Regions from separate parts of the Mus musculus genome. Here regions 1 and 3 are each linked to region 2. A link is a loop called in an ENCODE intact Hi-C map of the cell type or tissue named here. Cell type or tissue: left cerebral cortex. All regions are shown on one strand. Region 1 holds the start of Mastl (microtubule associated serine/threonine kinase-like). Region 2 holds the start of Pdss1 (prenyl (solanesyl) diphosphate synthase, subunit 1). Region 3 holds the start of Acbd5 (acyl-Coenzyme A binding domain containing 5).

What was found. A loop is a pair of places that touch in the nucleus more often than their neighbours do. Peaks named below come from ENCODE experiments on the same cell type or tissue, not always from the same donor. Only the 100,000 strongest peaks of a DNase experiment are listed, where the experiment ranks them.
Region 1: a loop joins it to region 2, with 6 times the contacts of the local background. A loop is called at or near these places in 10 of 42 quality-filtered maps.
Region 3: it touches region 2 in a loop (8-fold over the local background); 11 of 42 quality-filtered maps call a loop at or near these places.

Annotation. Positions count from the first base shown.
Region 1 is chr2:23,152,625-23,160,624 of GRCm38, forward strand. It overlaps Mastl (microtubule associated serine/threonine kinase-like), which reads right to left and starts at 3,400. Exons shown (of 12, transcript NM_025979.4): 1 at 3,055-3,400. The coding sequence starts at 3,237. It overlaps Yme1l1 (YME1-like 1 (S. cerevisiae)), which reads left to right and starts at 3,881. Exons shown (of 19, transcript NM_013771.5): 1 at 3,881-4,107; 2 at 7,568-7,699. The coding sequence starts at 4,075. In left cerebral cortex, CTCF peaks have their summits at 3,443 and 3,642; DNase peaks (open chromatin) are centred at 3,396 and 3,816; H3K4me3 peaks cover 2,724 bases; H3K27ac peaks cover 1,165 bases.
Region 2 is chr2:22,891,605-22,899,604 of GRCm38, forward strand. It overlaps Pdss1 (prenyl (solanesyl) diphosphate synthase, subunit 1), which reads left to right and starts at 3,918. Exons shown (of 11, transcript NM_019501.3): 1 at 3,918-4,158. The coding sequence starts at 4,027. Gm52503 (a long non-coding RNA gene) reads right to left here and starts at 1,766. Exons shown (of 2, transcript XR_003953772.1): 1 at 1,591-1,766. In left cerebral cortex, a CTCF peak has its summit at 4,881; DNase peaks (open chromatin) are centred at 1,691, 3,465, 3,913 and 4,227; H3K4me3 peaks cover 2,122 bases; H3K27ac peaks cover 1,493 bases.
Region 3 is chr2:23,064,879-23,072,878 of GRCm38, forward strand. It overlaps Acbd5 (acyl-Coenzyme A binding domain containing 5), which reads left to right and starts at 4,194. Exons shown (of 14, transcript NM_001355637.1): 1 at 4,194-4,406; 2 at 4,573-4,741. The coding sequence starts at 4,392. In left cerebral cortex, CTCF peaks have their summits at 3,274 and 4,800; DNase peaks (open chromatin) are centred at 3,289 and 4,182; H3K4me3 peaks cover 2,638 bases; H3K27ac peaks cover 2,504 bases.

The sequences.
Region 1 (8,000 bases), 260 kb after region 2:
GTCATGTGGGTGTGGGAGAGCTGCTGGGCTAACCAGCTAAGCTACCACCCAAATCTGGATTTTGAGTTGTCTCACCCCAACATCTACACCACCTATGAACTGCTGTAGCATGTGAAGGGACTGGTCTTACAGATTAAAAACTGCAGGATTTCCATGACACAGGGCAGCAACAGGATATATCCAAGAGAGGTCCTGGTGAAGATCCAATATTGATAGTGTAGCAGAAGCCAAAGTCCTCGAAATGACCATTTGTAAGTAAAAAGTGTGGGAAAAGGCTATACTGTGGGACACACTACAGCTTCCACAATGAGATGTTGTTTGTTTTCTTTTGGAGGGTTGGTGCAATGATGGAAGGTGGGTATAAAGGGATGGGGAGAGGAATATGGGATTGGCATGCATGATGAGAAACTCATAAAGAACAATAAAAAATACTGGAATGTTTATTACTACCATAAGAAAAAGGCACTCATTAAAGTATTTAATAAAATGATAAATACATGACACATTTTAGCTTTACCTCCTTTCCTTATGAAAACCAAGGGAAAGACTAGGGATGTAGATCAGCGGTAGACCACTAACCTAACAGCGGTAAAGCCCCAGGTCTCTCTCTCCCAGCAATGAAGAGAGATTAACAAATCAAGCCAACAACATGATTCTACCTATCATCTCACTGGCAGAAGCTCTATGAAGCTTATGAGGTGGTACCATGCCAAGGTACCCAAAATATTTTCAGGAGAGATTAACTGGTGTTTTCGTATCAATAATTAATGACTGCTTGAGGTGTTAAGAGAAGGAAAAGCAAATATCTCAGCAACATACAAAGTAACAATTTCAGTGAGTTGAGTTTGGAAAATCAGAGAAGGTTTCCCGGGAATTAAGTAAACCTCAAAACAAAACAATGGCTGAAAAGCCTAGAAAGGTAGAACAAAAGCAGTTAAGAAGGAAGCAGGATAAACTTAAGTCCTGAGGTGTGGAAATAAGTCATGGCTTTGAGGGACCAGTTAGTTGCCTGGATGTTGCTTTAATATAGGTTAGGTGGAAGATAAAGTAGAGATCAAGGGCCAAAAATTGGGAATCTGACTGAATTTTTAAGGACCCTGGATTTTGGCCTGCAAACTGCAACCTAAAGAATGGATTAAAGTAAAGTTAATGATTCTAGTTAGGAAACTACTCCAACCAACTAAGTACAGAAATTCAAGCCGATGAGCCTCAAACCACCAGGCAAATGAAAAAGGAGGAGGAGGAGGAGGAGGAAGAGGAAGGAGAGGAAGAGGAAGAGAAGAAGAAGAAGACATCAAAGACCATACATTGTATGATTCCATTTATGTGAACTATCCAGAAAAGGCAATCTTGCAGAGATAGAAGGTGAGTTGGTACATAGGGCTTGTTGGTACATGCCTGTAGTCGCTTCACTTAGGGGATGGAGCCATACGTATCAGTAATTTAAGGCTTGTCATGCTCAGTTCCATCATATGTCTGAGGCTATTTGGGACTGTCAAAGAGAGACAGAAAACAGAGAGAAGAGGGATAGTAGTTACCTGCTGACATATTAAGGGAAGAGGTACTGTGAATAGGCAAAAAGGTAATTTTTTGGGCTATGGAACTATTCCTTAAAACTGTTTTTTTTTTTTAAAAAATTCATTTATTTATTATATGTAAGTACACTGTAGCTGTCTTCAGACACTCCAGAAGAGGGCATCAGATTTCGTTTAGGCTGGTTGTGAGCCACCATGTGGTTGCTGGGATTTGAACTCAGGACCTTTGGAAGAGCAGTCGGCGCTCTTAACCACTGAGCCATCTCACCAGCCCCTAAAACTGGTTTTCAATACTATTTAATTTACAAAAGTCATCACTGAACAAGTAAGTGGGGAGAAATCCACTTGTGAATGAAAAAAGCAAAACAAAACAAAAACAAAACATTTTTTTCCAGAGGGACAACAGGAACAAAGGGTATGTGGTGTATTGATGAAATATATAAGGGCAACTCAAGTTTCTAGCCTGAAGGGTAGAGGTGACATTGGTACTATTAAAGGGAAAGAAGCAAAGGAAGAGGTCATTTAGGTAGTCAGGTGAAGGGGCTGCTTATCTTAACTGTGTGCTAGTCTCCAAGCACTGGGTACCAGGAATCTGAGCCAGCCAGTAGCCTCCTTTGTCATGTTTACAATGTAATGTTCTCATTACAAAGTAGTAATGAGAAGCTAGGGTGGACAGAACAATTTTAAGTGAACACTGACTGTTTTTACGATCACATATAGATAAGAAACGCTTGATTTAGGACACATTTCTTTCTACTTGCTCTATAATAAATGAACTTACAGCTTACGTATCACGATGGAAATCTTGAGAAGCAAAAATTTTGGTTTTGCATCACTTGCTCCTGCTTATCAAAGAGCTGGAATTAAAGCATCATCGGAAAGTGACCATTACAAACGTAATCAAAGTACCGAAGTTAATCCAGGTGAAGCTCAAGTTAGTAAAAAAGCAAAACAAACTCACAATCCCGGTGATACTTTAAATAAATAATACTACAATTAAAAACTTTCACAATATAAATTGTGTCACAGAAAATTCGAATATAATGCAGCTTCCTTTTGGTAAGAGTGAGATTTGAACTGTCTACAAACCAATCTTGTTTGTGATAGCAAGATTTCGGCTATTATGTATGTCAAACAAGGAAAACATAACCAACAAGTACTTAAGGCCGTTTTGATTTGAAACATGACTCAGGAGTCATGGGTGTGGCTTCAAGCCTCTGCCTTCAGTCGCAGTTTTCTCATTTGTTAACAATGGCCAGGGCACAGTTGGGTAAGTTTTGCTATTTTCACTGGGTTAATGATTCTCAGTATACAGAGAAGGGCAGGGCAAGGGAAAGGACAGACACCTGCTCACTGCAGTCTGCCTAAACGCCCACAGTCAACAAGCAGGACTGTGCAGGCTTCTGTAAGCCGGGCATTCCAGGCTAGTGGTACAGCAGCTCCAGAGTTTGTTCAACAACTCAAAAGGGAGGTCCGCGAGGGAGGACCATTTAAGACCTTCTCGCTTCTGACTGCCTACCTTCACTGCGTACAACTTGCCGCCTTTCTGTCCCAGGTACACTTTCCCGAATGCACCACGGCTAATGGGCTTCACTATGGTGAACTCCTCAATGGAGGGTGGTCTTGGTACCGGGATCCTACTCACGCACTCCTCTATCGCCGCACCTCCTTCATTCTCCTCACTTGCCGAGGCGGACTCCATTGCTGCACAGCTCGCCCTGCAGCAGCAACTCCCGCCAGCTAGATTCAAAAGGTTTCGCCTACGCCGGACGCCTCCCGTGACGTCACCGCGCGTCTGCGCTCTGCCGGCTCCCTGTAAGCAGGCATCGACGGGTGGGGGCCGGCGGCACTGCTGGGCGCAGTCTGCGGAGCGCTAGGCGGAGCCGGCGGCGCTGCCGGAAGGGGCGCTGGGCGGGGCTCAGCCGCGGATACACGGGCTGTTTTTGTGACGAGGCAGTGCATTCTGGCCAATGAGCAAGGGACTAAGACTTTATGTAGTCTGGTGGGGTCCTTCCGAGTCTCAGTCAAGATCTGCAGTTCTCCCTCCCTCCGCATGAGCTAGAAGCCAGGCCGACTGTTAAGTAAAGCAATGGCTAGGGATGATGTGTGGAAGCTAGCGAAGCCACAGAATGTGGAGAGCCTGGGTGAGCGTTAAGTGCGTTTGACCGCGTACTGAATTCAGAAACAGAGTAGGAGCGACTAGAAGAACATCCAATTTATTGTGGAGGTGGTGATAGGAACCTCGAAAAACCACCCCAAAGTGACAGAGTCCCCGGAAGAGGCGGAGCGCTGACGGGCGGGGGCGGGGTGAACGCGGAGGCTTGCTCCGGAAGCACTGTACCTATGGTCTTCCGGGGCAGATGTCGTCGTAGCAGCTGTCGGGAGGGGAAGCCATTTTTTCGTTTCTGGGAGGAGTAAGGGAGAAACTGGGAGAAAAGCAAAGAGAAATAAAGAGAAAATAAAAGGGCTCAGCCCCTTTCCTCGGAGCTGAAGCTAAGAAGCAGTTTCGGCTGGCCGGTAAGATCTCGAGGGCCCGGAGATGTTCTCCCTGTCGAGCACTGTGCAGCCTCAGGTGAGCCCAGCATTCAGGCGTTTTCCTGCGTCCCTTTTGCGACTTTTCCCCGGATGCTGTAGTAGAATCGGTGTTTCTGAAGCAAAATTAGTGAGGGAAGCGACGAACCCTGTTTGAGTCGCAGGCTGAAAAGGAGATCAGGGGACAGTGCTGAGACTATGACCTGACACTAACCGTGGTGAACATCACATAGCGTATCCACTGGCTTGCACAGAATTTCTGTTGACAATTCAGGGACTGTTTAGGGTTGGACAGTCTGAGATGGGGATTTGTGAAATCTGCGAGAAAGGTAAAGAAGACAGTGTTCTTTCCATCCATCTATTTCTGATTACCCTTTTTTCCTTTCAAGCCGAATTTAGTTCAAACATACTCTAATAATTCGAATAGCATCACAATTTCTTTCTTTCTGGGTAGAATTAACTTGTGCACATTTTTGAATCATTAGATTCTTGCAATTAAATTTTAAACATTTTTTAAAAAATCAGGACCCAAATTATGTTAATTTTTCCTTGTTTCATTAAAATTTGTTTTCTTTTTGGGGGGGAAGGTGTTAACAATGTTTAATTAATTAATTAATTATATTTTATTTTTTGAGGCGAGGTTTCATTGTCTATCTTTGCTGTCCTAGTCCTTATTATGTCCAGGCTGGCCTCCTAAGTGTTGGGATCATGGCTCCCACCACCATCACACCAGATGCACCATCAACTTGTCTTGAGGATTATTCCTTGGGAGGCAGGCAGAGAATCTAGAGATGTTACATAGTGAGACTTGTCTCAAAAGACTGCCCCCCCAAATGTTCGTTACATCTTACTACCTGCCTCTTTTTGTGTTCCTATGGAATTGGTAGACTAATGGAGAAAGGAATTGCTTAGCTGCTACTTAGGCAGCAAGCGAACCAAGCAAATGTAGATTTCTCCTAGTCACTGGAAATAAAGATGAACAATAAACGGATATTTCGCCGGGCGTGGTGGCGCACGCCTTTAATTCCAGCACTTGGGAGGCAGAGGCAGGCGGATCTCTGAGTTCAAGGCCAGCTTGGTCTACAAAGTAAGTTCCAGGACAGTCAGGGCTACACAGAGAAACCCTGTCTCGAAAAACCATAAGTAAATAAATAAATAAATAAACGGGAATTTCAGGCAGACAGAAAAATATAAATATAAAATCCTGTGAGGAACAAAAGTCAGGCCCATGTGGCAAGAACAGAGTGGCTAAAGGGAGGTTGGAGAGAAGCCTTGAGGCAGTTACAGAGTTCGATTCATTTGATTTCTGTGACCAGGTTGTCATTTGGAGGCTTGCTCTGGCTTCTTGTGTGGAGAATATGAAAGGGCAAAAGTGTAAGTGTTGTAGATTTAAGGATGCTGTTGCTCTGACACAGGAAAGGCATTCAGTAATTATGGAAAAGAAATTGCTTTGTCTAGTGTGGCACCTCTAATTCCAGACTTGGTGAGAGGGTCAAGAGGATTAGGATTTGGCAGCCAACCTGTCTCACAAAAATTAAAGTAGAGAAGAAAAGAAGTAATAGAATTTCACTCAGTGTAAGTGGGAGAGATGGTGGAAAGTGATATTTCTGTGTTGGTCAGCTTGATACAAGAAAATGCTGTTTTTTTAGGATGACAGTGTCTGGAGAAGTTTTAGTAATTAAAGATGTCTGATAGAGACTGTTGAATATAATATTAATTTATATGAAGAAAGCATGGTGAATAGTATACCATCATGAGGTAGACAGCATAACATGGTAGAAGAGCAAAAGAACAAGGGGGAAACCCACTCTGGTGGCGTAAAGACTGGATTTCCATGGCTTATATACTTGCTTATTGTGGGTTTTGTACAACCCCATGTAGCACAGAGCAGTTTGTAGTTCTGTGCTATTCTTCCTAGCTAATCGCCTTCCACCTCTTACTGCTGTTATAGTGGAAACTGAATTAAGCATAATTTTTAAAGGGACTCTGCGTTCACAGCAAGAAGTATAACACTGGCTAATTTTAATGTCAGGGGTTGAATTAGTTAAATTATTAGACTTGGTTTATAATCAGAGCCGATTATTTTATTCACTTAACAAAAATGCCTATTTAGCATTCTCTGTATTCACACTTGTCATGGGTTGCAACATAGAATACTAAAGTAGAAAAAATACTTGCCATATGGAGTTTATCTTTTAGTTGGATAATATGCTACAACAAAAGAAATTCTTAATTTTTGTAGTCTTCCTTGTGCCAAGCTTCTGTTGTATTCTTAGAATTTCTTGAGTTATGAAGCTTATGATTTCATAAGCTCCATGGATTACATTTGTGTTTGTCCTAACGAGATAACTTGAATCTGCAAATAGTCCTGGAATGGGACTAGTCAGACCAGATAATTTCATCATACTGTAATTCCCACTTTTGGAGGCAGTAATTGTTGAGCCGCTGGGTGGTGAGTTCCTGTGCAGAAGGGTTTTACATTGTAACTCCATAGAGGGTGTCCTCCACTGGGTGTTCTTTCCAGGCCTTGCCATATGTACTTCTTTCAGATGTTCTTATGGCTGGTAAATGTAAGGAAAGTGTTTTCATGTGTTCTTTGAGCCATTTCTAACACAGGGAATGAAGGGACATGTTATGAAGTGAGGTAATATAAAAACCAAACTGTAGAAGATTTTCAAGTTCTACAAGTGTTAGATTTTAAGCAGAAGCATGACCTAGCAGACTTTCATGATGGTGACTTTTATCTCTTGCTGGTAGTGTGGTACAGCTGGGGAAGGGCAGAAACAGATTAGCTAGTGGGATTTAGAGCAAGATGGTGGCAAAAAATCAGAAAATTCTTGGTGTGAACTTTTGCTTTTAATGTTTGTGAAGCTTTATTTTGCCCCCTCCCTAATAGTTGTTTTCTCCAGCTTTTTCCCATTTGTTTTAAATTTATGTTGAAAAAAATTGTTTTATTAGTGTGCATCATTTGTCAAATTACTTCCTTAGAATAAATTTCTAGAAAGTAGACTTTAGAGAATGAAAGTCTATGTATTTCAAGTTAATTAATTTTTGTGTCAGTGTGTAGTCCTCCTGACTGGCCTTGAACTTTATATAGACCAAGCTAGCATTGAATTCAGAGATCTGCCTTGTCTTCCTCCGCATGGCTGTGATAAAAAGTGTGTTCCACCATGCCTGGATTCTAATATATCCAGGCTAGTGTCATGAAAGAACAAACCAATTTTCTTCCTGTCAGCAGTAAATGAGTATGTTTATGTTTATGCCGATCTCTGTATGTGTATGTGCTTGTGTTGTGTATGTGGTGCTGGAGCTCAGAGATCATCATTTACACTGATGAGGGGTGCTAGCATGGAGCTGTATCCCAGCCTCGCCATAATTTTGACATCTGGTGTACTTTTAACTGTTAACAGGTCTAAATTCTGACTAGAAAATAACAGATTGTTTCTGTTATTTTATTTTTCTAATTAGACTGCTTAATTTGAACTTCTGTTTTTTCCTAGGTTACAATTCCTCTCAGTCATCTCATCAATGCTTTCCATTCACCAAAAAATATATCTGTTTCTGTCAATACACCTGTTTCTCAAAAACAGCATCGAGATACAGTTCCTGAGCATGAAGCTCCCAGTAGTGAGGTAATAGTTAAGCCGAATCTGAACTATATGAGAAAGCCTTTTGGTATGGTGAATTTTAATCATATATTTGGTCAGATATTTTCATTTAAGCATTTATACCAATGCTTGCTGCTTTCAGCTTATCTTTGTAATTAAAGGCAGCTAATTCTGGCTTTTATTGTTTGCTGTATATATTAAGAGTATTCATTTATTTGGTTATCATTTTAAAACATGACATATTTGCTATGTACTTCCCATATTGCTCCTTGTTGATACCAATTTTTTTTATAAAAAGTATTAATTTTTTAGTTACTTTTATTTA
Region 2 (8,000 bases):
CTGTATATTGAACCATCCCTGCATCCTTGGATGTTCATTCATTATGATGGATGATCATTTTGATGTGCTCTTGGATTCGGTTTGTGAGAATTTCACTGAGTATTTTTGCGTTGATATTCATAAGGGAAATTGGTCTGAAGTTCTCTTTCATTGTTGGGTCTTTGTGTGGTTTAGGTATCAGAGTAATTGTGGCTTCATAGAATGAATTGGGTAGAGTACCTTTTGTTTCTATTTTGTGGAATGATTTGAGGCCCAGACTCAAAGGGACTGATATGCATATGAACTAACAGAGACTGTGTCAACAAGCTCAAGACCTGCACAGGTTCAAACCAGACCAAACCTCAGCACTGTGAAGGGAAAGTGGATACAAAGTCCCACCCCTAACCAAGAAGCTTTTTGTAATTGATACCTGGTGGTATTGGGGAGGGGGGGGTGTCTTACTTTTCTTTGTTTTTTTTTGTTTTTTTCCAGAGTTTTGGAGGGTTTTTTTTTCCCCGTTTTCTGTTTTTGTTTGTCTTTTGAAATAGAACATAAGGTTGGGTCAGTAGGAAAGTGAGGGAGAGCTGAGAGGAGTTGTGGTAGGGAAAAGAATATGATAAAAAATATTGAAAAAAATGTTTTTAACAAAATTTTAAATAGAAGTATTTAAAGAAAGAAACTTTTAAAAAGCTTAAAAAATAAGGGAGGACAACTCTTTCTTCCTCTTTCTGAAAGGAAACATCCATATTATCACTATGCTTCAAAAATAAGGCAAAGGGGGCTTGGGAGACAGCTCAGTAGTTAAGAGCACTTAGTGTTCTTACACAGGACTTGAGTCTGGTTACTAGCACCCACAATCTGCCTGTAATTCCAGATCTAGGAGCTCTAATGCTTCCAGCCACCTGGGCACACTAACACATATGCATACATACACACACACACACACACACACACACACACACACACACACAGAGAGAGAGAGAGAGAGAGAGAGAGAGAGAGAGAGAGAGAGAGAGAGAGATTAAAATAGCGGTAAGAGTGACCATGCACATCTGCAGTCCAAGCACTAGGGAAGCTAAAAAAATGGGTTCTAAGTTCCAGGTCAGCCTGACAGTGTCTCAAAAAAGGAAAAAAGTGAACCTATTTAAATGTAAATAAATACCTCATTCATCTAAAAATGTTTCCTATTTCTGATAATGAATACTTTTATTGTAAAAAATATGAACGAAACAAGTGAGAAGATGTATCATTAAAATAGCTCATTCTAACAATTTAACATATTTCAAGTCACTCCATTATATCTAGGTGTACATGTAAGCACATCAGAATGACATCAATAGCCAAGCATTAGCATTTTTAAGGTAGGGTTGTGTTGATAATTCACTGATCTTTTATCTAATAACATTTGAATGTTTCATGTAGTACCTGAACCAAGACATATATGCAATGGTATGTGGTAGTATGTTTATAATTTTTCCTTGACTATTGGACCTACCAAAGATATTTCAATGAAATCATCAATATGACAAATGTCTAAAAGCCTAGCCAACCCTCCAAAACTAAGATGACAGTTTTAAAAATGGTTTAATTACAAACTATACCTGTTCTTACCTGTCAAGACTGGTTGTTTCGTTTACATAAGTGCAGTGACAGAGATCAAAGTTGTTTCTAGTTTTAGCATTTCTTCTAGGCTCTGCCCAACAGTCACCAAGCAACATTCAGGTCCAAGCCAGGCTTGCTATGAAAGAACTGTTTAGTCAGTCTCTCTGTCTGGCTCTCTCCCCCTCCCTCCCTCCCTCCCTCCCTTTTTATTATCTCTGGCCTCTTTCTCTTTCCCTGTCCTCTCTCCCCCTCTCTAGTGATCTCTGTAGGCCTCTTCCCTTCTCTCTCTCTCTCTCCCTCCCCACCCCCCCCAATGTCCCCTCTCTTTCTCTGCCTCTACTCCCTTCTCAACCCCCCTTCCCATGCCCTAAAACAAACTTCATTTCATTTTATACTAGATCCACTTTATGGCTGGTACCTGGGTGGGGGGTGGGGGGGGGACAGAGTGCCTCATCACCTGCTTACAAAACATATTATCTAGATCGTGTGCAACACCCTAAATATAAGGAGTGGATTAGAGACAATGCAAAGGAGACTGAAGAAACTAACCATGTCCTTCAAATATTGACTCTTAGGAAGGTACCAACTGCAAATTTGTGAATTATGTTTCTTCTTGTTCTGCACCATACTTACATTTAAAAATGTTGGGCCTAAAGCTGAACACATTATTTTCATATTTTATATTAGGTTCATATGTCGTAGACCCCAATTCAGTTCACAGCACCCATATTCAGCTGCTCCCAAACACCTGCTCCAGGATCAGACTCCCTCTCCTGGCTAGCCTAGTTGGGTCAAAAGAAACATCTATGAATTATGTGTGTCTTCTTGATAGATTATTAGGAGTCAGAGTTTAGCTACACAACAGTGTTAGAAGCCTTAAATGACTTCACATATATTTCCTAGTTATCTTGCATCTTGGATACTACAGCTCAATGATTTTGTGTCTGTGTTGGTAATGAGGGTCTAACCTGGGACTTGACTATACTAGGAACGTGCTCTTTTGCTTATACCACAACCCACTACAACTTCTTTTTAAGAGCCAGGGCTTTTGTTTTAATCTGGATAATTTTTACATTAAAAAATGCCCAGCAGAATTGTGGATTGCTATCCTTCTCCCTGTGGGTTATTCCTGTTGCCCTACCTGCAAAGGAAGATTACCAATAACAATATACCACAGGTCATAACATTGTCAAAAGAACATGAAAGTATTTATTGCTACACTTATCTAGGCAAAGCCTACCTATTTGATTATTTCATTCACTCATTCATTAAGTAATTTGTGGTGTTGGGATGGAACCCAGGATGTTGTGCATGCTAGGAAAACACCCAACCACTCAGTCAAAACCCTAAACAGCAAACGTTTTATTTTGACAAGTTTCATACATGTATAACCTCCATTTTTAACATAGAAACCTAATAAGAAAATAATGAGCTCAACTTTAGGGTTAACCCTCTTTAAGTGTGTTGCAAACAAGAAAAAAAATTATGATTCAGAAAATTACAGCTGGTTTATTTCTTCCTAGGAGGGAGACTGGGAGGAGAGGGGGGTCGAGATGTAAAATGAATTAATGAATGAATGGGAAAAAAAACATCAACATGGGAAGGCAGTAAACTTCTTCAGTCTCCCCAGCGCTTGCCTCTCATTGCCTCCACCTAAGATTATGGCGTAAGATTATTACGAGCATGTATAATCATTTGATGAAAGTGTTATAAAAATGCTGTTTCAACTTCGGAATAAATCCGACATGCGACAGGCAAAATGAACAAATGAAACAACGACAATAAAAACATTTTCTTGAGCATCCTGAGCTGCACTGTATGCATTAGCAAATAGAGTTGGAAATGGGGACGCAGGTCGGTAATCTCAGCAGCAATAGGCTGAGGCAGGATGGTCAATTTGAACCCAATCTGGTCTATACAAAGCCAATCTGGTCTACACGGCGAGATAAGATAACGAAAAAAAATTAATTTTGCGTAGTTCATTACATCCAAGGGTTGGTCTCCCATATCCAGACATGAACAAAACCGCTAAACTATGCATGTATACATCTCTAAGGCTTTCAGGATAGAGTCCAAAAGCTAAGAGATAAGGTCAACTTAGCTTCTGTTACACAATAACCCACAGCGTAGACTAATTAGAGGAAGTTGGCACGTCCACTCGGAGCTTGGCATTGCGAAAACAATGGCCTCAGGGTTAGCAGGTACCGGAACCAGATTTCTGCACGCTTTGTCCCGCGTAGGACAACAGTTCGGACGCACATTTCTGGATAAAAGCGGACGCGGCTCCCGACTAGAGCCAGTGGCTCCGAGGAGGGTTGAAGAGGACAGGCGACCGGGTGGGGAACAGGGTGCGGCTTCGCGCTTCCGGTGCCCAGCTTCCGGCTCCGGGTTTGGGCTTGGGGCAGAGGCGGAGCTACGGCCCGCCGCGACTTTCAGACTTGAACCATGGCTATGCGCTGGTCGTGCTGGCGGCGTGGCTGCTCCTGGAGGCCGACCGCGGTCGGGAGCCCGCGGCGGGAACGACCTGGCTGTGTGGAGCCTCTCGGAACACGTGCCGCCTCGGACACCCGCGCGCAGGTGAGGCCGGGACGCGCGCGCTGTCCGCGGCGTAGAGGTCACCATGCCAATGACAGCCGGCGATCCAATGAATGGGAGGATGCGCACGTGCGCCGGGGCCTGCAGTCCCCACTGGGTGGGACACCCGGGAAGTGGGACTAGTCGCGGGGCCAGAAGTGCGGAGCTGCTGATCGGGCATCCAGAAGACATTGGGGTTGAGGTAGAGGGAGCGGCGGAGCGCAGCCCTGTTAAGCCGGGGCTACCCGGGTGTGTCGAGAGGACAACCAGAGCCAAAGGGACCTCTGCTTTCACTTTCCTAGCAATTTCGGGTTTCGGATCCAGTTAGCCTCAAAATTCGGAAAGGGTGTTGTAGCGACGCAAAGTGATGCTAGCCAGGGTGGACTTCAGTGCTGCAGGTGCTTACAAGAGAACGCACGCCTGAAAGGCGCTGGAAGGACACTAGAAGGAGAAGAGCCGAAGGGTGTCATGAGAGACCTATGACTTCTTTGAAGTAAAATCATTATCTAATTAGTAATTGCGGATTCTTAAAACTGTCTCCTACTGCGTTTGATTACAAATTCATTTTCTTTTGGTTTTTAGCCCTGTAAATGACTCTCGCTTCTGTGTGAGTTGGGTCAGTCCGTGCCGTGCTTTACCTGGCAGTATCTGCAGACTGACTTTTGAAGTTAGTGTTTTTTTCACTTTGGGTTTTGGAGACCTTTCCGGCCACCGAGTAATTGTATAAGTAATTCATCTTTCATTTTAAAAATAATCACCCACCTCTTAAATTTTAGTACTATTTGGTACATTTCATATGTCAGTGTACTTATCAAACTCTATACTAGGAGGAGATGTGTAACATTTATAAATATGTGGCTTGTACTAAACAAGATGCATAAAACGGATTATCCAAAAAAGAATTTGGAGAGAAAATGCAAGCTGCTCTAAATAGAAAGAATAACAAATAAGAGAAAGAGAGCATGTAGGAAGAATCTTAGAGGAAGATAGGCTTTGTAGGGATCCATTTTGATACTGCAAGCTAGACTTTAGAGGGTTTGGGGTTTTATCTCTATAGAAAGGAAGGAAGGAAGGAAGGAAGGAAGGAAGGAAGGAAGGAAGGAAGGAGAAAAAGGAAAGGAAAAAGAAAAGAAACCTCACCTGTGAAAAGAGTTTTTCTGGAAAGAATCTTTGTCATTGGCATCCATATCCGTTTCCTTGAGCAAAAAGGGAGACTACTTGACCGTCCAACATCATGTTTTTCTCATTCATGTGTTAACTTTCTACTATAAACATATTTAGAATTCAGGTGTCTACTTCAGACATGAGTGCTTTCATTACTTCAGGTCTCTCAAGGACTACAAGACTTAAGGACAATTATTAAAACAAATTTGTTTCTCCAACATAGTATCGTACTGTAGCCCAGAGTAGCCTAGAACTTACTGTCAAGCTAAGCATGGCCCCAGATACATTATAGTAGTCCTGCCTCAGTTTCCACCCCCATCCCTATCCCTATAGCAGTGCATTAGACCTAAGCAACCACACCCGATTTTGTCATTAATTCATATTGAGCACTTTCTCTTATTTTAAAAAGTCAATTCTCAACTAGGTCTGTAATACTAGCATTTGTTAGAAATCAGGAGTTCAAGGTAATCTTTGGCTACAGAGTGAGTTGAATGCCAAACTGGGCTGTATGAGACTTTAAAAACATCTTAAGGGGCAGAGTTGCCTTTCAAAGCGAGTAAATGATATAGAGAGGGAATAGAATCTGAAGTGGAAAAATTATTTTCACTGCCATCCTCAGTGAGCCCCAGAACTGGTTGTAAAGAACTGGTTGCCATTTTAAAACATGATTCTTTCCCTTTGAAAACACTGCCCTGAGGTAGCTCTAAGTAGAATACAGGTTGACTGAGGACCTGAGAATATAATTGAATAGATACTATCTTGTGTTTCTGCAGAACTAATAGTTATAGTTCAGTGGTAGAACACTTGCCAGTCATTGGCAAAGTTCTGAGTTGAGCCCAAGGACTGCAGAGTAAATAAAAATAAGTGTATGCTGTACATTGGATTCTCAAGTTAATTATATATATATATGTATGTATAATATGTTTGAGTATTCTATGTATAATGTGTATGTGATATATATATATATAATTTCTAAGAGTAGTTATAGAGAGAAAAATGTTACAAAGTGGCCCAGCCAGAAATTTTTGATATTTTCACCAAGCTCTGTCCTCTAAGACTGCAATTAACAGTATTTAAGCTACCTAGTGGCAGAGAGTAGCCTGTATTAATCATGCAGTTTTAACTCTTAGATTGAAAGCTGTTACTCTTCCATTAAGATGTCACTTGTTATGGCGGAATGGTACACTAATGCTAACCCAACACTTGAGAGGCCGAGGCATAAGGATCAATTCAGTGTCAACTTAGGCTGTGTAATAAGATGCTGTCTTAAAGCATTGGAGGGAGGCATGATCCTTATTTATATGTTCCATAATAAAGCATTACATTTGTATATGAACTACTTAAGGAGACCAAAAGAAGTAAGTATATTGTCTAAAGAGTGTCCTGTAATCCTAGCTACTATGGATTGAGTCAGCCAGACTGTGAGGTCAAAGGCAGCTTGTGCTACATATCAAGACGCCCATCCCAGAAGGGGGGAAAGTGGGCTGTCCTATGGTAAAATCAAAAGAGAGAACTCCTGCTATGTTGTGGGAACATTATAATTTTCTGTAACTCATAAATGTTCTTAATATTTTAATGAATAGATAATGCAGTGGTGGAGACAACAGACCTCAGTCTTCTTAGCCACTGTTTAGCAAAGTCAACATTTGTGTTCTTTTAACAGCTAAAGCAATGTATGGTTCATTCAGGCAAAGTCAGAAAATACATACTAAAAATGAGTAACTAAAGCAAGACCCCCCCCCCCCCACACACACCCCAATCCTATTTGGTTCAAAATAACTACTTGTAACGCTGGTTCCTGTGTTTCTAAACCCTGTTTTTGTCTCTATGTGTTTTACTTTTGGATGCTTACATAGAGGGTTGTTTGTTTGTTTGTTTGTTTGGGTTTTTTTAAGACAGGGTTTCTCTGTACAAACCTGGCTGTCCTGGAACTCACTCTGTAGACCAGGCTGGCCTCAAACTCAGAAATCCGCCTGCCTCTGCCTCCCAAGTGCTGGGATTAAAGGTGTGCGCCACCACGCCCGGCTCTACGTAGAGGTTTTTAATGAGATGACGATATGCACAGTTCTGAGGGTATTTTTTGCTTATAATTATAATCATGCTTGTCAGTCAGTTCTTCATTCTTGAATTTTCTGGAATCCAGGTTTTCTAACTTTTAAAATAAGTGGGCTGGTTAGGTGACTCTGGGTAAAGCCTGCGTTGTCAAGCCTGATGACCTGAACTTGAGCCTCATGATCCACATGGTGGAAGAAGAGAACCTCCAAGTTGTCTTCTGACCTCCACATATGTGCCATGGCATGTGCCTATGTACAAAAAGATACACACACAAAATAAATAAATGAATAAGTATAATTTTAAAAACCTAGTTATGACCAGATGTGGATATGATGGTGTATACCTTTAATCTCAGCACTCAGGAGGCAGAGACAGTAAATCTGTGAGTTTGAAGCCAGCTGGGGATATATAGTGAGATCCTGTCATGGGACAAACAAAACTGTAGTTGTGAAGCTCTTTGAAAGAAAAAAAAAGGTTTTAAAACATATAACACTTTATTATCAAGAAACACACATTTTATTTTCATATTCATCTTTTTTTCCAAGAAGTGTCTTCACATATTTTATATAAAAGCCCTTGCCAGACTAGATTAGTAAATTAGTTTTTAAAATGCTTTCATCCTGTCT
Region 3 (8,000 bases), 170 kb after region 2:
GGCACATAAATGTAGCATTTTATGTTTTTAAGACCAAAAGTATTTTAAAAATAAAACATCTATAGCAATGCATAATCAAGAATACTGCAAATTGCTGGGCAGTGGTGGCGCACGCCTTTAATCCCAGCACTCGGGAGGCAGAGGCAGGGGGATTTCTGTGTTTGAGGTCCACCTGGTCTACAGAGTGAGTTCCAGGACAGCCAGGGCTATACAGAGAAACCCTGTCTCGAAAAACCAAAAACAAACAAAAACAAAAAACAAAGAAGAATACTGCAAATTAAGTAATATACAAAAATACTTAAAGACATTAAACAGTGTCTCATGGGATCAAATTTTCAGTTAGAATTGTAACTTCACATAATTAGAAGACAGTTTGGGAACTGACTCCATCTATCACATTCATGAATATATTACAGCAGGACTTAACATGTTAAATCAACAAAGCTTACAAATTGCTTTTTTAAAATTTATTTTCGCCAGGCGCGGTGGTGCACCCCTTTAATCCCAGCACTTGGGAGACAGAGGCAGGTGGATTTCTGAGTTCGAGGCCAGTCTGGTCTACAAAGTGAGTTCCAGGACAGCCAGGACTATACAGAGAAACCCTGTCTCAAAAAACCAAAAAAAAAAAAAATATTTTCAATATGTGTATGTGTGTGTGCCTGTTGTGTGAGTATCTGCACACATGTGCATGTGCCTGTAGAGGTCAGAGGAGTCATATCTCCTGGATCTGGAGTTTCTGGTGGGTGTGGGCCCCATAATGTGGGCTCCAGGACTCACCTTTGGTCCTATAGAGGAGCAGTGCAGTTCTTGACTGTTGAGTGAGCTCTCTAACCCCAAACAAGACCTTTTCTAAAAATCAGATGTATTTATTCTTTGTTACCAGTGTGAGTGTTTTGCCTACAAGATATATACCCCACATGGCTGTGTGGTACCAGAGGAAGTCAGAAGAGGGCATTGGATCCCCAAGAACTGATGTTACTAGAGGTTGTTAACCCCTGCATGAGTGCTAGGAACCAAACTTGGATCCGTTGCAAGAGCAACCAGTGCTCTGAAGTACTGAGACTAATCTCTAGAGTTTTGTTGTTGTTGGTGGTGTTTTTTTTTTTTTTTTTTTTTTGTGTTAAAGACAGGGTCTGTCAATATGACTGTACAAGAATACACCATGTAGACCAGGCTGGCCTTGAACTCACAGAAACTTGACTGTCTCTCTGAGTGCTATGATTAAAGTCATGCAACACCATCTCTCTTTCTATTTTTAGCTGAGAATCTCACTATTTTGGAAATGCTTGTTTGAACTCCTGAGTTAAGGGTGTGATTCTCATGTCTCTGTTTCCCTTGTGTATGTGTAAGCCAGAGTACAACTTTTGGGCATTAGTTCTTGACTGCCAACATGTGGGTTCTGGAAACTGAACTCAGGTTGTTAAGTTGGTGGCAAGCACTTTTACGCACTGAGCCATATCACTGGCCCTTGACTCATTACTTTCAAAAAAAATTAATTTCTTTAAGGAATATGTGAAAAATGTATATGTCTATGTGATCATATATTTTATATCTACATATATACATACATTCTATAATATTTAAACTAGGTTAAACACATCAATTTAAAACAAGATATTTAAATTTTTTTTTTAATTTTTTATTAGGTATTTAGCTCATTTACATTTCCAATGCTATACCAAAAGTCCCCCATACCCACCCACCCCCACTCCCCTACCCACCCACTCCCCCTTTTTGGCTCTGGCGTTCCCCTGTACTGGGGCATATAAAGTTTGCGTGTCCAATGGGCCTCTCTTTCCAGTGATGGCCGACTAGGTCATCTTTTGATACATATGCAGCTAGAGTCAAGAGCTCCGGGGTACTGGTTAGTTCATAATGTTGTAAAACAAGATATTTAAATATTTTAATAATTGTTTTTTAATGAGTATTAGTGTTTTGGGTACATGTTTTGGGTATATCTATGCCTGGTACCTAAGGAAGCAGGAAGAGGGTGTCAGAGCCCATGAAACTACAGTTACAGACATTGTGAGCCACCATGTGGGTGCTGGGAATTGAACCTGGGTCTTCTGGAAGAGTGGTCAGTGCTCTTAACCAGAGCTATCTATCTCCTTGAATTTTTTCTTTGAAATAAAAACATCACATTTTCCTTCCAGTTTTTGAAACATACCACACATGATTATCTAGTCATTCCACTATATCACATCAGAGCTTCTACTCTTATCCATTTATAACTTATTCCCATGAGTTAAATTCCCACAATTTTCTTCTACTTCCTGCTCCACATCTTGGTAACTATCCTACGTGCAACTTCTCTCAAGTAATAGGCAGCTGTGTTAGTTTGAGTTATTATTGCAGTGATGAAACACCATAACTCGGGATGCAGAAGCAGGTGTATTTCTGAGTTCGAGGCCAGCCTGGTCTACAGAGTGAGTTCCAGGACAGCCAGGGCTATACAGAGAAACCCTGTCTTGAAAACAACAACAACAAATTATAATAAATAAATTCAGTGCAATCACTGGCAAAATATGCTGTCATTAGTCTGTCATTAGTAACTAATGATCTACAGAACCAGTAGGGTAGCTCATTACATAAGTCTAATGAGCAGTTGTCGAAATCAAGTATTAAAAATAAACACCCAACACTTTTTCAGAATATATATACCTGAGTATACTAGGAGTGACTGAGAAGCACCCAAGTTCAAGAAAAGAGTAGGTGAGGCAAAGATAAACACACAAAGCGTTCTCATGTTGAGAAGGTTAGAAAACTTGTGTTTCCCTTTTACATGATTAGGACAAGTCACATATTCATAGCAGGTTTTATGATTTGACTGACACTCGCTTGCTAAATCATTAAATTTTAGGACCTTGGGCAAGTCAACTATCATTTCCTCATCTATCAACACCTTACAGTGCTTTTGAAACAGATCATACGTTTGCCAAACATCACACATATGAAGGCGGTGAAGTACTAGGGAGCGGTTCTCTAGTGAAGCCTGCGTTCCTCCAGTGCCTTTGGTCTTTTTGATTAAACGATCAGTGAGTCCGGAACTGTTTCTGGGGTACTTTTGAATACAGGCCGCATGAGCCCTGAAAGAACTCTTCAGACGACACTGTTCTCAATACCCAGATAAACAAGCTATGTCAGAGGATTCCTTTCTGCTCGAAGCTTAAGAAGTACTTCGGAGACGCCCCAAACGCAATCCGGAAGAAAGGAACTTCCGCCACACACAGGAAGGGTGGGCTACAAGGAAAAACCGAACCGGAACCGGAGGGGGACTACGCCAGCCTACAGAGGAAGGTGTCCGGAAGCGCCGGGGGACTACAGTTCCCATAAGCCCGCGGGGGCAAGGTGCGGGGCAGGCGTCGAGACAAAACGGACAGGCCTTGCCAGTCATTTGGCTATATCAAGGTAAATGCCGACATCGCGGCTCCAAGGGAAGAGTGACTTATAGTTCGCAACTAGATTTTTACGAGTAATCTTCCCAACCCATCCTAAACCGACAAAACTGACGTTCCCAGCGGGGCGTCCTTGAGATTTCCAGGCCACGGCACTCTACGCCTGCGGGGAGCTTCCTAAGTGCCTACAACGCGGGCATTACGTTGTTCACCGACCATCTCCATCCCTAGCCTCCGGCGGAGCTGGACGTGGCTGTGCCTGTCTCCTGGGCCTGGAGAGTGGGTAGTGGAGGTGTTGCGCAGCAGGCCGCCACCGCTCACCTTTGCTCTCTCCGCGGCCACCCTTGGGGCCAGACGGTGAAAGCTGTCCCAGACTTGGGGGCCAGGGCTAAGCCCTTCCATCCTTGCCCTTAATCCTCCCTTTCTCCCCTTTAGCGTGTTGTATATCCACAGAAGAGGTCAAGTGCCTTCTCCTAGGTCACAGAGAGTAAATGTCAAAAGAAGTTTTGAAGCCACTTTTATGATTCACTCCCTTCTCCGGTTTAACCCCGAGGCTAGGCATTGAGGACCACCGACTCTTGTGTTTTTCTTTTCTTTAAACACTAGCGGTATCCAGGGGCCACCTTTAGGACCTGGCATAGAATCCTAGCGCGTCACCAGGCTTGCTGTCCTCAGCCCGAACATAAACAAGCACCGGGTTCTCCACAGACCAACCCCAGCCGGAGCGCCTTGCAGCCTCTTTTCCCCTCCTCTGAGAACGCGCAGCCCGTGCACGTCACCGCGGCGGAGCGGGTGGGTGGGGTTTGCTGCACGGCGGCCGCGGCGGCGGAGGCTAGTGGGTCCTCCGGTGACTCTGGGGCGGGGCTGTGGGGCGGCTGCCCACCGACGGCAGAACTTCTCAGGAATGGGGGGTGTGATTGGTTGGCCGGCATCTTCCGGGTGGGAGAAAGGGTCCGCTATCACGGGCGGCTCAACCTCCAAGGCCTGCTGCTAGAGATGCTCTTCCTCGCGGTGAGTTGTTTGGCTGTTTTTGTTGGCTGGGATGTACTCTTAGACACGCCCCACGAAGGAGGAAGGAACCGGGCCACCTGAGTTGATGTGGCCTTGATTGGGCAGGCAAAGGGGAATTGACCAGCTATGCTCCTGTCATTAATCCGCTGCTGCGCTCGGTGTTCAGTTTCATGCAGGCTCTTGGGGAAGCTGGTGCTGCTGCTGCTGTGTGATTACCGCGGACAGACCTTGGGACCGAGGCCGGCGCTGGCAGCTGGAGATGGCGGACACACCGTCAGTGTATGAAACCAGATTTGAGGCGGCCGTGAAGGTGATCCAGAGTTTGCCGAAAAATGGTATGTGCAGTGGGCTCTAGGTAAAAGACCTTTTCCAGCTGCTTCTAGTCTACCTTATTTAGCGCCCCCTCTCGCTCTGTCATTAAAAGAAATGTAATTGAAAGAAATGTAATTGAAAGAATGGTATTGAATGCTAATTAATTACCGCTGATTTTTGAGGCCAAAGGCGACGTATTATCTAGGTTTTAAGTAGTTTATATTCTTGAGAACAAGTCTTATCACTTAATGACTGTGGATTTGGGAAAGTTAAAAAACAAAAACAAAAACTGGGGAGGGATGTCTGGTGCTACCTAACTCAAAAGTGTAATCCGAACCTTCAGAAACTTTGATATGAAGCGGAAAGGAAAGGACAACTATATTCTCGTGTAAAATGATTATTTTGACTATGATGTGTCAGGTACGGTTTTCTTTGTGTGTATCCTGGCAACAGCTTGTAAAACTTTTTATAATTTTGTCTGACCAGTGTTAAGGATTTTTTTTTCCATCACTAAATTTTTTTTTCAGTGTTCTAAATAGAGAAGCTTGGGAAGAGAGACTTTTACTTTGAAATTTTATATCCATTTGCATTGTGATTTACTTTTCATAATAAATTAGATTAAAATTATCTTAAGCATTTTTATTGTGTGTGCTAGATTTGTAGGCCAAGTCAAACATAACATTACTATATTTGTATAGTATTTAATGTCTTCCCACTTTTCTTTTCTTTTTCTTTTTTTTTTTTTTTTTTTTTTTTCGAGACAGGGTTTCTCCGTGTAGCCCTGGCTGTCCTGGAACTCACTTTGTAGACCAGGCTGGTCTCGAACTCAGAAATCCGCCTGCCTCTGCCTCCCAAGTGCTGGGATTAAAGGCGTGTGCCACCATTGCCCAGCTATCTTCCCACTTTTCATGTATCATCATTTGGCTAAAAAATTAGTAGTAAGCATAGTTCATTCCAGTAAGAAATTTTCCGGAGGCATAGTTTTGGAAGCTTGTAGGGCATGTGTTGGCATGTACAAAGCCCTTATTTAGTTCCTGCACACCTTCAGAATCAGTGGCACAGGCTGCTTTGCGATGCCAGCTTTCTTGGAGGATCAGGAGGGCTGGAGCTTTGATTTGGCAGTGGATCACTTGCTTACTGTGTAGAAGCTCTAGGCTCCATGGTGTTGTCTATGTTTCACTTTGTATTGGAGGAGAACACAGTGAAGACTAAAGGGTAAGTCCAAATAAGCTGAAGGAAGGAAGGAGTAATAAGACCAGTGTGGTGATGGATGCCTTTAATCTCAGGACTCCAGAGGCAAAGGCAGTTGGATCTTACGAGTTCAAGGCCAGTCTGATCTGGATAATGAGAACCTGTCTCAAAAAACAAAAAAGAAAATAGCATAAGAACTCAATTAGACATTTACTAAAAAAATTGTTTTAAATTTTATTTACATTGGTGTTCTGCCCCCAAGTATGTCTGTGTGAGAATGTCCGATCCCCTGGAACTGGAGTTACAGTTATGATCATGAACTGTTATGTGGGCGCTGAGATTTGAACGCAGGTCCTTTGGAAGAGTGGCTAGTGCTCTTAACACTTGAGCCACCTCTCCAGCTCCAGATATGGAGATTTTTTAAATGTTCCACTAGGAGTATTTATAGGAAGGTATGATTTCAGAATTTCATGTAAGTAGTGTGTTCACTTCTCTAAGCCCTGCATTTGATATATCTTTGAAAATTGATGTTAGACCCAATCTTTCTATTCTTACTACTTCATTATTTTATATTCTATGTATTAAGAAATCTATATATAATGGAATGCAGGCTACCCAGTTTGGGTTACAAAGCAAGATCCAAGGTGTTTTGTTTTGTTTTTTGTTTTTGTTTTGTTTTTTTTTGTATTGAGAAATTAAGATAAACTTGTTAAATGGACCTTGCAACAGATGTGGTGTGCTGTGTCTCAGTGATAGAGGTTGCCAGGGACCTTGAGTTTAATATTCAAAGAAAAAAGGGTGGGGGCAGGCCTGGCTGGATGACAGAGTAGGCATTTAGCAGGCATGAAGCTATCAATAATAGAGACAACCCCCCTCCCTGTGGAAAAAGACAAAAAGGCACGTGTGCTAGTCAGCACTTAATGCACTGTCCCTAAAGCTAACTGATATATCTGAACAACATCTGCTACAATGATGCTAAATATCTTTGTAGTTTTTTTTTTTGTATTTTGTTTTTTAGACAAAAACTTGCTGTGTACCTCAAGCTGGCCTCAAATTTGGGAGATTTTCTTGTTCCTGCTTCTGAGTCCTAGGATTTTGGATGTGCTCTACCATGCATGGCTTGTAATACTTTATTTAGTGACTTGTTCACTTGTATTTCTTTACTTATTGGCAGTATTTGGGATTGAACCTTGGCCTTTCAACATCCGAAGCAAGTGCTCTGCCTTTATGCTGTCTTTCCAGAGTTATTTTAAATTATTTGGTTGGCTTTGAATTATTTTGCAATGAGATCTTGAAGCTGTTGTTATTTTTTGCCTAACTTTTATTTATAGTTTACAGTAATGAGGGTGAGGGAGGTGCTTCCTTGGTTAAGAGTGCTGCTGCTTTTTAGAAGACCCAAGTTTATTTCCCAGTGCCCATCCCACCTATAACTTCAGCTCTGGGGAGTGCACTGCCTTCTTCTGGCCTCCTCCAGTACTGGCATGCACTTACTTAGGATGTTGAAGGCCAAGCTTCAGTCCCCAATACTGCCAATAAATAAAGAAATACAAATAAATAAGCAGTTAAATAAATAAACTAGTATAAGCCATGCATGGTAGATCATATCTATAATCGTAGTGCACAAATAAAAATAAAATTACAGGGCTGTAGAGATGGCTCAGTGGTTAAGAGCACTGACTGCTCTTCCAGAGGTCCTGGGTTCAATTCCCAGCAACCACATGGTGGCTCACAGCCATCTGAAATGGGATCTGATGCCCTTCTCTGGTGTGTCTGAAGACAGCTACAGTGTACTTAAATATAATAAAATAAATCTTAAAAAAAAAAAATTCCCAGTAACCACATGGTGGCTCACAGCCATCTGTAATGGGATCCAATGACCTCTTCTGGTGTGTCTGAAGACAGCTACAGTGTATTCATACATAAAATAAATCTTTGAAAAAATAAAATTACAAACAAACCTAATTATGTAAGGATTGATAGACTCTTAGTTATTAGACATGTAAATTTAAACACATCTGTTGCTTATGTCATAGGAACATCCTTAGGACAGAAGTAATGCTGTCTTACACTTAGTATATTTAATATATATTC